Linked DNA regions of Homo sapiens: region 2 is linked to region 1. The links are chromatin loops, found by intact Hi-C in ENCODE. Cell type or tissue: K562. All regions are shown on one strand. Each heading gives the region's core, and the rest is flanking DNA. Links, peaks and the distances in the headings are about the cores only. Region 1 overlaps DGCR2 (DiGeorge syndrome critical region gene 2). Region 2 holds the start of TSSK2 (testis specific serine kinase 2).

Region 1 (8,969 bases), core at 551-8,550:
ACTCCTCCCATCTCACAAGGTGAAGGGCAGACTCAGAGAAGGGGAGTGACTTACCCAAGGCCATGGTGCAGGGGAGAGGGCCCTCATGGGCCCGCTCACCTCCCACTCTGTACAGGTGTACCCTGATGTGTCATGAAGGGCATCGGGTACAAGGTCAGGTCAGATGGGAAACAAACTTGGTCTGCAAGGCTGCACACAGACAGACGCCTGCCAGCAAGTGCACTCTGGCTGCAGATGGCGAGTGGGGCCTCGGCTCCCCAAGGGAGGTCACAGGGAGGGTTAGGAGGCCTCCTGCAAAGCCTCCTTCCCTGAACCTGAACCGGCAGTCAGCGCCACCTGACGAGCCCCTCTCCAGCAGGTTGGTTCTGCTAGTGTCATAGACTTTGCAATGGTTTTTATTTAATAAAAAATCCACATGCTTTTTTGCTCATGATAAAGTAACAAACATTCAATGTGAAATGCTTGAAAAATACAAAAGTTTGAAAAGACAATAAACAACAAAGGCCATATTTAACTATGCGAGCATCTGCCCCCTCACCAAGTCTCTTTTCTACACAAATCTTTAAGAATACTGGGATCACATCAGACACTCCATTTCACGACTTGCTTTGTAAGCTTAAGACTATAAACAGCTTTCTATATTTTTAAATGGGCTTAGGAACATGACTTTTGATGGCTGCATAGTATTCCACAAATGGATTTCTTTCATCCCCATAATCTCTATGGTTTGAGGTTAGGCTGTTTGCATTTTTTTCATTATTCTAGAAAAGGCTGCCTTAAACACCTTGTACACAAGTGCGTATGTAGTCTCATTTCTGAGACTCTGGATACTCACTCAGTACTCAATAAGCATAGTTCCATAGCTCCTGTCAGGCATGTGATGGGGATGGGTTGCTATTCGACTGGGAATCACTAAAATATAAAATATGCTACCTGTGTCCGAGACACTTTCAACAGAAAGTGAAGACCTCAAAGGGAGAAGCATCTTCAAGGCTTGTGTTTTTTGGTAGAGGTGTCTTTGGGGTACTTTACCACCCCAAAATACAACCTAAGGACCTCAGTGTGGGACAGTAACTGGCACCACGACAGGCCTGATGCTGTAAACACGCAGTACTTGGGGACCATCAGCTCTTTAGGACTGGTCCCATGTCCTAAGCCATGCTACCTGCAGCACCCGACACTCTGGGTAGGAGACTCGACCCACAGACTCGCTGGTAGCTCTGATGCAGGGATGCAGCCACTAGGATGGGGCATCAGCACTTGGTGGAGAAGGGAAGAGCCACCTGAGCTTCTGGGCCTGAGACTGGAAGCTGAGAAAGAACAGAGGGGCTTTCTGGCAGATGGAGCAGCTTTGGCAAAGGGCAAAGGCAGACATATCCGGGATAAACCTGAGGCCAGGCCTGAGTGTGGCTGGAGAATGTCACTGAACTTAAATTCAACATCTCCCTCTGCTCAAATGGGCAAGACCTGTGGCTCCACTTTGTATCCTGGCCTCTTCCCCAAGCCAAGCACAGTACCTGGTAAAATTGCTCACAGAAAGACAAGATGAACTGAGGGCAGAGGAAAGGGAAGAGAAAGAAGAGATAACAGAGGGACAGTGCTGCCAGGTCACATGGGCACCAAAGACCAGGTTGTTACATGTTGACTGAGTGAAGTCATCTGCCCCCTGGGGTGGGAGACCAGGTGAAATATTTCAGAAACATAACCAGAAAGCCAAATGGTGATAAAGGACACCACTCTGTTGAGCAGGCTTCTCTGGGTTTAGGTGGCAATTGTGAGCCCTTTCTTTTTTCCATCATGCATCTCCATATCCAAATGCTCACATTCATCCCCTCACCCCCACGTTTATTCAATGCCCATTCTGGGCCCACCATGGAAACCTGCCAGCACAGACACAGGCCTTTGCCAGCAAGAAGGGGAAGGGCTTGGCTGTCAAGATGATGCTGATGTCAGACAGTGTCCTGGGGGAGAGTCTGGGGGCCAGGCTGGGGAATGCGCATAGCACAGGACAGAACCCTTACAGACCTCTCAGGCCTGCCTCTGACAGTAGAGAATGTCCCTCTTCCCGCGGAGGGCCAGCCTTTGGTAAGCTGGGGGGCCTCTTCCACCTCCACCAGGGCCATGGGGCCCGAGCAGCCCTGCCTCACAGCCCAGCTGGGGACCTGGTGCAGGGGTCACTGTAGCACCCAGAGCCACATCTGCTCCGACTCTGGGCTCCATGACCTGTGCAGCTCGGAGCACATGTGCCCCTCCTGCCTCCAGCACCACTAGAGTGCCACGCTGCTGCTTCCCCAGCACAGGAACACACTGGAGAGCAAGTTCAACAAGGAAACAGAATCAGGGAGAATACCTAGAATACCACTCCACAGACTATTTATTCACAAATTACTTTTCGTCACAAAAAGGGAAAGAAATATTCACAATAGTGATCAAACTTAACATCACCAATAATGAGACAAAATGACCTTGGGCCTCGTGATTTGATAATTTATGACTTACATAGTATTGCTACCTAAAAAAAAAAAGTCTCACCTGAAGCTAATCCTGAAGAAAGAGACAAGTCCAAATTGAACGCCATTCTACAGAACTGACCTGGACTCTTCAAATATGGCAATGTCATGAAAGACGCCCAAAGCCCCCTGCAAAAGAGGGCTGGGAATACTTCTAGATTAAAGAACAAAGCAATACGGCAATAACATACTTACATTAATCCTTGAATAAATCTTGAATTAAAAGGGGAAAGAAACCTGTAAAGGATGTTCTGGGGATAATGAAAAGAATCTGAATATGGATTACACAGAATAGTACTACAGTAAATTTCTTGCATGTGAAAAGGCTTCTGTAGAGGATTGTTCTTATTTTTTGATCATAGTATTTAGGGGTAGAATATCATAATATCTGTAACCTCTCAAAGGGTTCAGAAGAAAAACACAAAGAGCAACTGCGGCAGGTGAACCCGGGTAAAGGTGCGGCAGGACACTATCAGCTGGTGAACCCGGGTAAAGGCTGCAGGAGTGTTTATTGCACTATGATTATGAGTTTTTTATAGATCTGAAATTATTCATATTAAAAGGTGGGCGCAGGGACAAGGCAGGTGGACACACCCAGATTCCTCCCACAACTCAAGCAGTAAACAAATCAAGAGTTAACTGGTAAGAAGATAAAACAGGTGGTGTCTGGGTTAGGGGACACCAGTTCAGCTGAAAATCAGGGTTCTTTACTCAGGGAAGAGAGGACAGATTCCCCATCGCCATTTTTCTTCCACTAAGCTCTCAGAACCCCAGGCTCCAGGCAGATAGGAAATGGTCCTTTATGGAAAAAATCTGACCAGGTCAAGAAGAAAGTCCCCAACAGGAGGAGATTCCCAACGAAACATATCCAGCTGGTTCACCCTCCAGGGAAGCCCACGTGCACAGAACTTCAAGTCCCTCAGCCACATACAGCAGATAGGGAAGGACCACCAAACCTCTGAGGCAGAGACCCAAACCACAGAGGAAAATAGCACAGAAGAAACAAGTACAGAGACAAAAAGTTAAAACCAAAAACAGGCCATTAACATCCTCAAAGTGAGAGGTTCTACTGTACTCATGAAACAAGAAAAGGGTGCTATTAAGAAGGAGCATGGACCGGGCACGGTGCCTCACGCCTGTAATCCCAGCACTTTGGGAGGCCCGAGGTGGGCAGATCACAAGGTAAAGAGATCAAGACCATCCTGGCCAACATGGTGAAACCCCGTCTCTAATAAAAATGCAAAAAATTAGCTGGGCGTGGTGGCACACACCTGTAGTCCCAACTACTCGGGAGGCTGAAGCAGGAGAATCACTTGAACCCGGGAGGCAGAGGTTGCAGTGAGTGGAGATCGCACCACTGCATTCCAGCCTGGCAACAGAGCAAGACTCTGTCTAAAAAATAAATAAATAAAATTTTTTTTTAAAAAAAAGGAAAATGCAGACAACACTATCCATCATTACTTGCCTCTGAAAATGATCTTGTACAAATGAACAGGAGGCCAGGTGCAGTGGCTCACACCTGTAATCCCAACACTTTGGGAGGCTGAGGCAGGAGGATTGCTTGAGGCCAGGAGTTGGAGACCAGCCTGGGCAACACAGCAAGACCCTGTCTCTATGAAAAATAAAAATAAAAATAATTAGCTGGGCATAGTGGCATATGCCTATAGTCCCAGCTACTCAGGAGGATGACACAAGAGGACTGTTTGAGCCTAGCTGTTTGAGGCTACAATGAGCTATGACCACACTAGTGCACTCCAGCCTGAGTGACAGTGAGACCTGTCACACACACAAAAAAAAACTGAATACATGACAGCAAACATGAAAACTCATAAAAGATTTGGCAGAAGTTATAGAAACCTACTAAAAGTAAAATAATCAAAGAGATGGAAAACTGCAGAGGAGAAAACGAAAACTGGGAATCAATCCAAGAGCTCCAATTCCCAATAATAAAGAGTTCCAGAAAAAGGGAACAGAGAAGAAAACAGAATAGAACAGAGAACAGGAAAGTGACCCCTTTCCCTAAGCTGTAAGGCATGAGTCTAAGATGAAAAGACCCACTGAGGAGGCAGTGCAATGGTTCAAAAGATACGCAAAATTTCCAGGAAGAAAACAAGTTATGTTCAAAGAATCAAAAATTATGTCACCAGCAACACTGGTGTTGGAGTAAAAATGGAGTAAGCTTAACCTTCAAAATTATGGGAAAAACTTATTTCTAGCTTATGATTCTAAAACCAGCCAAACTTATGTGCAAAGGTAAAATAAGGACACTTCAGACATGCAAACAAGGAAACACAAACCTTTGTCTCCTATGTTCCTTTTCCACATAAGTGGGGCAGTACTCGACTAAAATGAAGGAATAAAACAAAACAGGAAAGATATAAAAACCAAACACCAGAGGTTCCAACGCAAGGAGACACAGGTGAGAGTGACTGATTCTCCCACACTGATGGTGAACGGGGAAGCTGGCCCAGCAGCACTGACAGGTGAGGACCACCAGGGGCGTCTGGGAAAGGAGGGGCCAAAGAACTCTGACTGATAGAGATCTGTAACTGAGGGGACATCAGGAAAGAGACTTCTAGGTACTTAAAAAGAAAAGATATATATGAATCTACAGGATTCACACCAAATTGGAAAACGGCTTGGCAATTTCTTAAAAAATTAAACATGGCTCGGCACGGTGGCTCACGTCTGTAATCCCAGAACTTTGGGAGACCGAGGCAGGCGATCGCTTAAGGTCAAGAGTTCGAGACTAGCCTGGCCAACATGGTGAAACCCTGTCTCTACTAAAAAATACAAAAATTAGCTGGGTGTGGTGGCATGCACCTGTAATCCCGGCTACTCAGGAGGCTGAGGCAGAAGAATCGATTGAGCCTAGGAGGTTGCAGTGAGCCGAGATCGCGCCACTCCACTCCAGCCTGGGCCACAGAGCAAGATGAAAAAAAAAAAAAAAAAGTGAAAACACAATGTTGTGCCAACAAAAAGGAAACGGAGTGCTCCTGCATGGCCCAGCTAGGAGCAGCACTGAAAGCAGGCAAGACCTCACAGAGCACAGGGCCCAGACTCACCCACCAGGCTTAGGGAAGAATCAGCAGAGAATGCCTAAAACCACGGAATTTAAAGACACACAGATAAATACCAAATGAAACAGCTAAAACAATGTTTGCCTTGAAAATTAGAGGGGTTCATAGGGTTTGCTATTAAAAAAAAGACTTACAGAATCATTTGAATATTCAAATTGTATGCATAAGTAACTTGAATAAAGATAAAACTAAAAATTTGAAGTAGACAATCAAAATCAGTTCCTCTACAGATCTGGGATGCCCCGCCCCACCTTTTTTTTACATCGGAGCTGCCGCTGAGGCATCTACTGCTCTGATTCCTGATCCTTTTATTGTGACCCAGGTTTCCCGCTACAGGGGTTGATGTCCTCTGCATTACCAACGTGCTGCAGCTGCACAAGGAGGTAATTTATACAGGCCTTTTTAAAATTATTGTGCCAGTCCCTTCCAATCCAAGGATACAATCTTTCATTTCTGGGAAATTTTCTTATATAACTTCTTTGCTAATTCCCTCCTCCCCCATCTCCTCTATTTTCTTTTAAGGAATTTGTATTAATCAGATATTGGATTTTCTGAACTCATTTTTAACCACTTAAGAGTGTACAGTTGGGCTGGGTGCAGTGGCTCACGCCTGTAATCCCAGCACTTTGGGAGGCTGAGGCAGGCAGATCACAAGGTCAGGAGATCGAGACCATCCTGGCTAACACAGTGAAACCCCATCTCTACTAAAAATACAAAAAATTAGTCGGGCATGGTGAAAATTAGCCGGGCGTGGTGGTGGACGCCTGTAGTCCCAGCTACTTGGGAGGCTGAGGCAGGACAATGGCGTGAACCCGGGAGGCAGAGCTTGCAGTGAGCCGAGATCGTGCCACTGCACTCCAGCCTGGGCCACAGAGCAAGACTCTGTCTCAAAAAAAAAAAAAGAGTGTACAGTTAAGTGGCATTATTAAGTACCTTCACATTAGTTCCATAACAACCATCACCACCATCCATCTCCAGAACTTTTCATCTTACCAAACAAACTCCGTATCCATTAAACATTACCTCCCAATTTTTCTCTCCTCCCAGCCCCTGGCAACCACAATTCTACTTCCTGTATCTATGCATTTGAGTATCTTGATAGCACATCTAAATGGAAACATACAGTATTTGTTATTTTGTGACAGGCTTATTTCACTGAGCATATCCTCAAAGTCCATCCATGCTGTAGCATGTGTCAGAATTCCTTCCTTTTTAAGGTAAACCATATTCCACTGGATGGATAGACTACCTTGTTGTTGATCCATTCATCTGTGATGGACACTTGGGTTGCTTCCACCTTTTGGCTACTATGAGTAATGCTGCTATGAACTTGGGTGTACAAATCTCTCTTCAAGTCTCTGCTTCCAATTCTTTGGAGTCGAACTGCTAAGTTGTATGATAATTCTACTTTTATTTTTTGAGACAGAGTCTTGCTCTGTCGCCCAAGCTGGAGTGCAGTGGCATGATCTCAGCTCACTGCAACCTCCGTCTCCCAGGCTCAAGCAACTCTCCTGCCTCAGTCTCCCCAGTAGCTGAAATTAACAGGCGTGCGCCATGACGCCCAGCTAATTTTTGTATTTTTATTTTATTTATTTTTTAAAGTTCACTTTATTTTTTGGGGGGGAAGGAGTCTTGTCCTGTCACCCAGACTGGAGTGCAGTGGCATGATCTCAGCTCACTGCAACTTTCGCCTCCTGGGTTCAAGTGATTCTCCTGCCTCAGCCTCCCAAGTAGCTGGGATTACAGGCATGCATCACCATACTCGGCTAATTTTTTTTTATATTTTTGGTAGAGACGGGGTTTCACCATGTTGGCCAGGCTGCTCTAGAACTCCTGACCTCAAGTGATCCGCCCGCCTCGGCCTCCCAAAGTGCTGGGATTACAGGCGTGAGCCACCGCGCCCGGCAGGTAATTCTACTTTTAATTTGGGTGGCACTGTCATACTGTTTTAGTAGCTGCACCAGTTCCCATTCCTAACAACACCGCAGAGGGATTCCACTTTTTCTAAATCCTCGTCAACACTTGTCATTTCCTGTTCAACAGCAAACATCTAATGGCTGTGAGCTATTTCACTGCTGTTTTGATTTGCATTTCTCTAATCATTAATGTGCTTATCAGTCATTTGTTTATCTTCTTTGGAGAAATGTCTACTCAAGTCCTTTGCACATTTTTTTTTTTTTTTTTTTTTTTTGAGATGGAGTCTCGCTCTCTCTCCCAGTCTGGAGTGCAGTGGTGTGATCTCGGCTCACTGCAAGCTCCACCTCCAGGATTCATGCCATTCTCCTGCCTCAGCCTCCCGAGTAGCTGGAACTAAGGCGCCCGCCACCACACCTGGCTAATTTTTTGTGTTTTTTAGTAGAGACGGGGTTTCACCGTGTTAGCCAGGATGGTCTCGATCTCCTGACCTTGTGATCCGCCGGCCTCCCAAAGTGCTGTGATTACAGGCGTGAGCCGCCGCACCCAGTCCTTTGCACATTTTTTAACCAGGATATTTATTATTATTGAGCTGTGGGAATTCTTTTTATATTTTAAATATTAACCCTTACCAGATATGAGTTTCAAATGTTTTCCATTCTGTAGGCTGCCTTTTCACTCTGTTGAGTGCTTCTTTTAATTAATAGAAGTTTTAAATTTTGACGTAGCTTAATTTATCTATTGTTTCTTTTGTTGCCTGTGATTTAAGTGTCTTATGTAAGAAATCATTGCCAAATCCAGTGTCACGAAGACTTTATTATGTTTTTCTAAGAATTTTATAGTTTAAGGTCTTAAATTTAAGCCTGATCCATTTTGGGTTAAGTTTTGTATATCATTAGCTAAGGGTCTAACTTTATTCTTTTGATTTGTATGTCCAGTTTTCCTAGCACCATTCATTCTGAAAAGACACTTTTTCCCTCACTGAATGGTAATGGCATCCTTGTGGAAAATAATTTGACCACTGTATGCAAGGACTTATTGCTAAGGCTCTGTATTCTATTCCATTGGTCTATATGTCTGTCTTTATACCAATACTACAATGTTTGGATTACTGCAGCTTTGTAATAAGGTTTAAAGTCAGGAATTATGAGGATTTCATATTTCTTCTTCTTTTTCAAGACTGTTCTGGCTCTTTGGAGTCTGCTGAGATTCTATGAACATTAGGATAAATTTTTCTACTTCAGCAAAAAAAACTTGTTGGCATTTTAATAGGGATTGAATCTGTAGATTGCTTTAGGTAATAGTCACATCTTACGTTTTACAGTCCATGAGCATGGAACATCTCTCAATTTATTTTTGTCTTTTTTTTTTTTTTGAGACAGTGTCTCACTCTGTCACCCAGGCTGGAGTGCAGTGGTGCGATCTCAGCTTACTGCAATCTTCACGTTCTGGGTTCAAGCAATTC
Region 2 (8,969 bases), core at 470-8,469, 57 kb after region 1:
AACTCGTTCATTGTGCTCTGTCCATCAGAGGCCCCCTGTGTCCAGCCAGCACCCAGCTTTCAACAGTGCCGGGGTCGCCGCACCCTGTGGTCATTCTCTAGCCCGGGAGAAATAGGAGGCTCTGCTGGATGGCCCAGCCACACTCCAGCCTGAGCATGTCCCACAGTCTTGTGTGGTCTTGACCACATCTTGTTGTCCCCGTCCCAGCCTGTCCCAAGGGACGACACCCCTGCATTAGAAGTTGACACTGGCAAGTAGGATACGACAGGCAACCACAAAGGACAAGCGCTTTCAGAATTACCTCTCCCATGGCCTCTAAGTGGATGGGGCCAAAGTCAAACCCAAGGCTAGGACTGTCATGCGACTCCCACTCCCCCAGGGCGGGGCCTGAAGCAGGTGCTGGACACAGAGAATGTCAGAGCAGAGGAGCTCCACTGCCAGCAACATCGATGATCACTGTCCACAGTCTACCTATGGTCACTTCTCTACCTCGGGAAGACCCCAACCTCAGTCCCCTTGGAGAAGTAGGGTCTAGTGAGAGCCTGGACTGGCCCTCCTTGCGCTCTTCCCCAAGTCCACCTGCCTCCTCATGTTCTCACAGCCCCCTTCCACGTGGTTTAATTTCAGGCCTCCACCCCAACCCTCCCACCACCTCCGACAGTGTCCAGAGCCATCCCCCACCAGCCTGGCTCCCACTGCCCAGTGGGGAGGAACCTACCCTGGCCTCTGGGGTCCTCCTGTGGCCCAGTGCATCCTCCCCTGGCCTCTGGGCACCAGGCCTCACCACTGCGCCCCCATCACACACACGGCCCATAATCATACAGGGAACTCGCCCCTGCAGACTCTGTCCAGCTCTCCAGGCTCAGCTGAGAGGCTGAGGCCTCCATAAAGCCTTCTAGGGGTTCTCAGCAGCCTGCCACTGTGTACTCTGCCAACAGGCCTCAAGGAGCCACCCTATTTTTCCCACCAAGAAACTCATGGTGGAGAGGGAGCCCAGAGTGCTGGGATGGGGGCCCGGGTGGGACATCCTGAGAAATGGCTCTTGGGGCCTCCTCCTCAATTATCCCCACGGACCTGCGCTGGTCCTCAGGGCAGTGGCTGGCAAGCAGGTCTGGGAGCCTCACTGTAGCTCAGCCAGGTAAGCCCGGGTGGGAGGGGCTGCAGGAGGAGTTCCTGCTCTGAGCTTTACAGCTGGAAACAGCTCAGAGGGAGTGGGCCACCTGTCTGAGATCACACTGCCCAGGGCAGGAGTCCCAGGTGACGCCTCCACAGGTGGCCTCGCCATGCCGGGCGACTCCTGTAGGTGGCTCAGCCCTGGCTCAGACCCCTTCAAGGATTCTCAAAGGTGCTAGGACCAGGACCTCAACAGGGCCCTCCATGGCCTGTCCGTGCTCCTGCCAAGCCACATCCCTTCAAACCGTCACATGTAATAGCTATCCTCATCCCTCTCCACCTGGCTAGTTCCTCAGACCTCAGCCTTCCCCAGCTTCCCAAAGTCCAATCCCCAGTTCCCTGTCCTCACAGCACCATGGTTCTGATGCGTGGCACAGCCACCATCGCGCACACACACTTGGTGTGATTGAGCCTCCCTCGCCTCTGGGCTCCAGGACGGCATGGGTGGTCTAGCTCATCAGTGTACCTCGGCATCCAGGGCAGACCCTCAGTGCTTGGGGGACAAATAGGTAAAAAGGTGTCTACTTTATAAAGGATAGGAAGGTTCAGAGAGAAGTGGATTTCTCAGAGTGTGCAGGTACCTTGCTCACAGGACTGCAACCCTAGGAGCAACGCTGGAGGTCTCCAAGTCGAATCCAAAGCTCTCTGTCAAACATACCAGGAGTGCCGGCCCTGTGTGTGCATCCTGGATGAAGCGGCCCGCTCCATGCCCGGGCAGTTCTGCCTCTGCAATGTTGACACCTGCCTCTTCTGGCATGTCCCCCAAGAACCAGAGAGACCCTCAGGAGGTGAAGAAGTAGAATGCACAAAAAGAGGGAGAAGGCATTGGTAGAGTCTGGGAAGAAGGCAGATATGCAGCCAGGGCACGGTGGCTCATGCCTGTAATCCCAGCACTTTGGGAGGCCGAAGCAGGCAGATCACTTGAGGCCAGGAGTTCGAGACCAACCTGGGCAACATGGTGAAATCCCATCTCTCCTAAAAATACAAAAATTAGCTGGGCGTTGTGGTGCTTGCCTGTAATTCCAGCTGCTCGAGAGGCTGAGGCATGAGAATTGCTTGAACCTGGGAGGTGGAGGTTGCAGTGAGCCGACATGGTGCCAGAGCATGACTCCATCGAAAAGGAAGGGGAGGGGAGGGGAGGGGAGGGGAGGGGAGGGGAGGAAGCAGATATGCAGAGAAGTGTCCCAGATAGGGCATTTGGGGGAGCAAAGGAAAGGGTCAGGGGGTGGTAAGTGGGAGGTCTCATGCTCCTGGGTCCTGGCCTGCAAATTTTCATAGCCAGCCCCTTCTAGGACAAAAAGGAGTGAAGTGTTGGTCATTTCAGCCGTAGAGGCTCCCAGGAAAAAGGAAAGCATCAAACTAAAGCTATTAACCACCGATGCTATAAAGAGCTTCGGGTGGGACTCTGGGAGGCTGTCACTGCTGGAAGGCAGTCACTGTAGGCACGTCGGCCCACCCTGCCCATCTGAGCCTCTCAGCTTAGCATCCTGACTTTGGCTGCCCTGTTTCTGCAATCCTCCCTAGTGACCTCCAAACACAGGGTGCTCCCTGTGTACTCCAGATGGAGTGGGTCCACACAGCCATGCCAGGGCCAAGATGTCACATCTGTCTGACATGTCCTGCCCCTCTTGTCAACCCTGTGGAGTCTGCTGATCCCCAGCACCCCAGCTCCAACATCACTTCCTCTTTGAAACCTTCCAGGACTAAACCCCACCTGGGAACAGGCCTTCCTCCCTCTCCCCTAAACACTGAACACACAGCTCATCTGTCCCAGCTGCTCCCTGTGAATCCAGGATGCCTGTGATGGATGACAAATGAACATCAGTCCAACGCACCTGAGGAGACATGTACAGGATGCCACATTTCCCAAAGCACAAATCCACACACCAGCACTGAAACAGGATGTTCACACTGCAGGTGCAAAAGGCAGCCCGAGACGTAAATGCTACCCAATGTCAGGGTTCCAACAGGCGACTGCTGCTCACTCCACACAAAGGCCCAAACTGATGTGATTCAGAACCCCCTCCTCACCCAGGTGCCTGGTCTTTGCAGTGCATGGCCTGGGCGCTCTCAGCCCCAGGATTCCCCAGCACCAAGGCCCATCCACTCACAGTCTAGCAAACAAGACTAAGACCTGACCTTCTCTGTCTCCTGCTGATCCTGAGGCCCACCCTGGCCCAGCCTCTTCTCATTTGGTCAAAGGCACTGGCCCCCACTCTCACCTCAAAGCCAATTCTACTCTTTCTGTCTCTCTCTCTCTGCCACTGACCATCTTAAAACACAACTGGGACGGCCCTCCTCCTGTCTTGCACCTGCAGGGGCAGGCTGCCGCTTAGAGAAAAAGCCGAGACTCCTTCACTTCCCTCCTACTTCCAGTCACTTTCAGAAAAAGCCCTCTCTTCTCCCAGGCTCTCTGCTGCCTGGGTGCCTTCCTGCCGCCTCTACCCAAGGGAGGCCCTGCCCCACCCCTCAGACATGCAGCCACCTGCCCTGGACCCTGGGCACCCAGCTGGCATGCACTGCAGCCCCGACCCACCCATACACAGGCCCTTGCTCGCTGGAGCAGCAGCGACTCACCTGCCCGGCTCTCTACCCTGAGGGGCCTGCCGCCTCTGCTCCCAAACACAGAGCTGCTTTCGTCTACCAGGCTTGGCACCACTGCCAGCCTGACTGGTCCAGGGCAGTCCCTCCCAGGTACCACTGTTCCCAGAACCAAGCCAGGTCCAGCTGCATTTTCTTGAGGCCCAATAACGAGAAGCAGACAAACTAGGAAAGAAGGGAGTTTATCACTGTAACTGGATACAGGGAGAAGGCTGGAGATAATTCCAGCAGACCAACTCAAAGTGCTACAATTTTCTTACTGTTTATATAGGTTGGGGTTATGTGCCTACATGCAGTACAGCAATCACCTAAGTCTACTGGTAACTAATTTTGTTCCAAGGAGAAGGTCAGAGGCAAAAAAAATGCTTGCTAAGTCCGATTAAAAGGGGCCCAGTGCCTTCAAGGCCTGTCTACTGTGGTACCGGAGTGATTATTTCGATTGTATCTCCTTTACAGCTTGGTCCAGAGAGCTGCCTTAGACTATCCAATTGATCTATTCAAACAGCTGCCTGTTCCCTTAACTTGTCTTCAGATTTTGTCGACCCGAGATGGGTCCTGGCACTAGGAATGTAAAACCGTTCCTATTATTTTGGCTTGCTCCAGCAAAAGAGAAGCCCATGCAAGGCTCCTGCTGACCATGTTTCATTTCTAGCTTTGATGTCTGGGCACTGATTTCCCTAGATTTAACTATGTGCTCAATGGTAAGGCAGTGCTGTGGAAATCTGTCTGTGTAACTGGGGTGCTATGCAGGCCTGTCTGGGTGACTGTCAGGGACAACTGTCCTACCACACCAAGGACACAGCCCTGGGGGTGCTTTTCTTCATAGCCAAAGAAGCTGCAGGAAACCCACCCTAGTGGGACAAAGACCAATGCAGGGTCAGTCCCCACAGCCAGGTGATGCAAACAGGCTGGACGTGGGCCGCCTCCCCTCCAGCTTGACTTGTGACAGGGAAACCAATGCAGCAGCAGCAGGGCCACCAGAGTCCTGTCCTGGGGACAGGCTTCCTTCCAGCGGGCGGGGAGTGGGTGCTCCTGCCAGACCAGCCTGGCTTCCACGGTTCCAGAGACCCTGTTCTCCCTCAGCCCAGTCCCCGCCCCCACTCCTTGGCTTTATGAGTTCATTGGCTGAAGTCACCCGGAGACAATGCTGAGTGTTCCACCCCTGAGTCGAAGCCCAGCCCAGGGCAGCCCAGCCAGACGCCTCCGGTAGTGTAAATGAGGACAATGCCTGCTGGCCCACATGACGGGGGGATGTAGACGGCAGCGGCGCCAGTCGCTCCTGGCACCATGGACGATGCCACAGTCCTAAGGAAGAAGGGTTACATCGTAGGCATCAATCTTGGCAAGGGTTCCTACGCAAAAGTCAAATCTGCCTACTCTGAGCGCCTCAAGTTCAATGTGGCTGTCAAGATCATCGACCGCAAGAAAACACCTACTGACTTTGTGGAGAGATTCCTTCCTCGGGAGATGGACATCCTGGCAACTGTCAACCACGGCTCCATCATCAAGACTTACGAGATCTTTGAGACCTCTGACGGACGGATCTACATCATCATGGAGCTTGGCGTCCAGGGCGACCTCCTCGAGTTCATCAAGTGCCAGGGAGCCCTGCATGAGGACGTGGCACGCAAGATGTTCCGACAGCTCTCCTCCGCCGTCAAGTACTGCCACGACCTGGACATCGTCCACCGGGACCTCAAGTGCGAGAACCTTCTCCTCGACAAGGACTTCAACATCAAGCTGTCTGACTTTGGCTTCTCCAAGCGCTGCCTGCGGGACAGCAATGGGCGCATCATCCTCAGCAAGACCTTCTGCGGGTCGGCAGCATATGCAGCCCCCGAGGTGCTGCAGAGCATCCCCTACCAGCCCAAGGTGTATGACATCTGGAGCCTGGGCGTGATCCTGTACATCATGGTCTGCGGCTCCATGCCCTATGACGACTCCGACATCAGGAAGATGCTGCGTATCCAGAAGGAGCACCGTGTGGACTTCCCGCGCTCCAAGAACCTGACCTGCGAGTGCAAGGACCTCATCTACCGCATGCTGCAGCCCGACGTCAGCCAGCGGCTCCACATCGATGAGATCCTCAGCCACTCGTGGCTGCAGCCCCCCAAGCCCAAAGCCACGTCTTCTGCCTCCTTCAAGAGGGAGGGGGAGGGCAAGTACCGCGCTGAGTGCAAACTGGACACCAAGACAGGCTTGAGGCCCGACCACCGGCCCGACCACAAGCTTGGAGCCAAAACCCAGCACCGGCTGCTGGTGGTGCCCGAGAACGAGAACAGGATGGAGGACAGGCTGGCCGAGACCTCCAGGGCCAAAGACCATCACATCTCCGGAGCTGAGGTGGGGAAAGCAAGCACCTAGCATGACAATGGCCCCGTTGTGTGTGGTGGGGGTCGGGGTTGGGGGGCATGGTGCAGTCGGCCTTCACGTAAACTAAGTAGGCAGGTAGGATCTGAAGAAGGCACAGGTGCAAGTAAAATTCGTCAATTAAACCACTATTTTGATTACGTTCCATTAGCTTTCTTCCACTTAGCAGCAAAGACGTTCCTTACTGACCACCAAATAAACCACAGGGTGTGTGCAAGCATCAAGAGTGCCCAGTGAGGAGTGTTTTTCTCTGGGACTCAGCCAACCGCCCCACCTGACACACAGTGGTCTCCGGCCTAGGAGCACAGGACAGATGCTCAGGTACAGGCAGAATCACAGTGTGGCCTGGCCTTGTGGGGGACAAGAGGGCCTCTGCCAGGGTCCACCCACCAGGCCCACACTGTCTCCCTCTGACCTGGCCTTGTCCCCAATGCCCTGGGGCTGGCCAGCTCCAGTGGTCCACGACTCCCCCTGGCTTCCTGCAGTTCAGCCCCCTCTGACCTACCCCCACTCCCTCACAATCCCTCGCTCAGCATCCTCCTCTTCCTCTATTTCCTGGAGTCATGTGAGATTTCTGTCCTCAGCCCTCAAGTTCCCTGCCCTGTCCTCCAGGGGCAGCCCCAGCTGAGACCTCCCCGTGTGCCCTCCCCACCCAGTGGCTCTTCAAGCTGCTCAGCAGCCCTTGATGATGGCACACTGGCCGGTCTTTTGTGCTTCCTGCTGGGTCACCCATTGCTCCCAAAGCATGCGGCCCACTTGCTGGCCAAGTGCTCCAGGTGGTCAGCACCTAGACATGCTCCTCCCCCCTCCCTCCCCACTTCCTGGGGGCTCCCTTGGGATAACGTGCACCCTTTCCTAGGGGATAAAGCACTGAAGGCCCCACGTCCCCCACCCCTTAAGAGTCCCAGCCTGATCTGTCCAGCAACCCACTGTTATCTGGGAGCTCCTGTTGGTGGAAGTGACCAGGTGAGGCCAGGGCCAGCAGCATAAGATGGGCAGTGCCTATAGCAGAGGGGTGAGTGGGATAGTCCCACCCCATGAGCTGGAAGCCAGGTGCTGGGAGAAGGTGATAGCTGAGATCACCTGATATGCAGCCCCCACACAGTCCTATAACCAGCGCACCTCACAGCCGGCAAGCCCAGAGTGGAGGCTGCAGACCTGGGCCCAGAACCGCAGGGGAACCTAAGGGTACAACTTCCAAGGGCTCCGTTTCTCCTTCATATCCCCCCAGAGAAGCAGAAAGCACTGCAGGATGTGAGCTCAACTCAGAACACAGGTTCCGAGTGCCGCAGAAAGCAACGCCAGTCACCCGGTGCTCCCACAGCCGCCCCACCTGCAGCTTCCTCACCTGGGGGGCCCCTCGCTTCAAGCCCCGCAGTCCTGAGACGTGATGCAGGCCCCAGGGCAAGGCTAGGGCTCGTGTGGGGAGCAAGATGGAGAGGCAACCCCCCAGACTGTACCTAGGTGTTCTTTAATGACAGTTCAAGGGGCCAATTAAACAGCAAACAGCTTGGCAAGGCCCTGGGGTGTGGTGTGGGCACGAGTGCCTTGTGCCAGTCTGGCCCCAGCACAGCCCCTTTCTCCAGTGACTCCTGGTATGGTCAACAGCTTCTGGCCCAGGCCTGGGCCCCGAGAAGGCTGGAGTCCTCTGCTGGGTGTACAGCTGCCCTGCAGGCTCTGTGAAGCGTCTATGAGCCCAGCCCAGGCCTGGCTCTAAAAGAAGTCCGAAGCTTTGCGCCGGGCAGGGAGCTGCAGCAGGTTGTCCGTGATGGAGGCCGGGTCCTGTGTGAGAGGGGTGCGTGTGGCAGAGCCAGGCGCCGGTGTGCTTGTGGGGGTCTGCAGCCCACTGGCCGGGGTCTTGAGGTGGGTGGAGCGTGCTGGGGATGGTGTGTAGCTGGCCCGCAGGGCCCGGTCTGTGTACTTGCTGGCCGTCCTGCTCACAAGGCGCTGTAGGGCTGGCGACATGGCTGGGCTCAGGCCTTTGGGGGTGAGGCTGGGGTGGAGGAATGGGTGAGAGAGGCAGGGTTAGGTGGGCTGAGAGCTGCCGGCAGCAGGGCCTCCCTTGGCTCCCAGGAAGAGCCTGGGCAGAGACACAGTCACTCTGAGCTGAGGAGGATGGTACTGCCAGCATGGCAGCAAATGCGGGGGATCCCTGAGGTCAAACAGCAGCGCTCAGGTCAAACCTGAGGTCAAACAGCAGCACCGCCCTTGGCTGTGGGGGCTGGGGTGCACCCCCAGGCCTCTGAGAGTTGGAGTCCCCACCCCTCTCCAAGGGGAACGATGACTCTCTCCACAGGGCTGATGAAAGCTCCCAGCAGGACCACACGCCTAAAGATGCCTCTTAGGGACGGGTCAAAGAGGACGTGGAGGAAAGAGAAGATGGAGGGGGCCTCTCATCCTGTCCATGTGCGGCCATGCTCTGGATAGAGGAGCTGCCACAGTACCCACTGCAGAACCCCGCGGACCTGCCCTGGACTCTGCCGCGTGGGCCATGCCTCCACACGGTCAGGGCAGGGGCCGAACAGGAGCAGGCCAGAGCCACCCTCGCACTTCCCCACCAGCCAGGCGGCCCCTCACCTGGCCAGATTCTCCGTCACTCTCCGCAAGGCTTCCTGCTTCTTGGCCCGGTTCTTGGCAGCGGCCTCGTTGGCCATCTTCAGACCCAGCCGCTCCCTGCGGCCTGGCTCCAGGATCTACAAGGTAGCAGGTGTGTGGGTAGCTGCGCCAGGCCTGCCACACGCCAGGCAGCCCCTCACACAGAAAGCCACTGTGGTGGGTGCCAGCCTCTCTTTGTTGCCTACAAAACCCCCACAACCCATCACCTC

Evidence for each region. A loop is a pair of places that touch in the nucleus more often than their neighbours do. Peaks named below come from ENCODE experiments on the same cell type or tissue, not always from the same donor. Only the 100,000 strongest peaks of a DNase experiment are listed, where the experiment ranks them.
Region 2: it touches region 1 in a loop (3.0-fold over the local background); 9 of 110 quality-filtered maps call a loop at or near these places.

Annotation. Positions count from the first base shown.
Region 1 is chr22:19,068,968-19,077,936 of GRCh38, forward strand. The region is part of intron 2 of DGCR2 (DiGeorge syndrome critical region gene 2); the gene reads right to left. Among named protein-coding and RNA genes, the nearest start is that of DGCR11, 25 kb to the left of the region's middle. In K562, for the core only: CTCF peaks have their summits at 5,011 and 8,342; a DNase peak (open chromatin) is centred at 4,994.
Region 2 is chr22:19,126,339-19,135,307 of GRCh38, forward strand. It overlaps ESS2 (ess-2 spliceosome associated protein), which reads right to left. Exons shown (of 10, transcript NM_022719.3): 9 at 8,722-8,837; 10 at 3,941-8,137. The coding sequence ends at 7,858. It overlaps TSSK2 (testis specific serine kinase 2), which reads left to right and starts at 4,970. Exons shown (of 1, transcript NM_053006.5): 1 at 4,970-6,284. The coding sequence starts at 5,062. The coding sequence ends at 6,138. In K562, for the core only: a CTCF peak has its summit at 5,183; no DNase peak of the experiment used is centred there; H3K27me3 peaks cover 658 bases.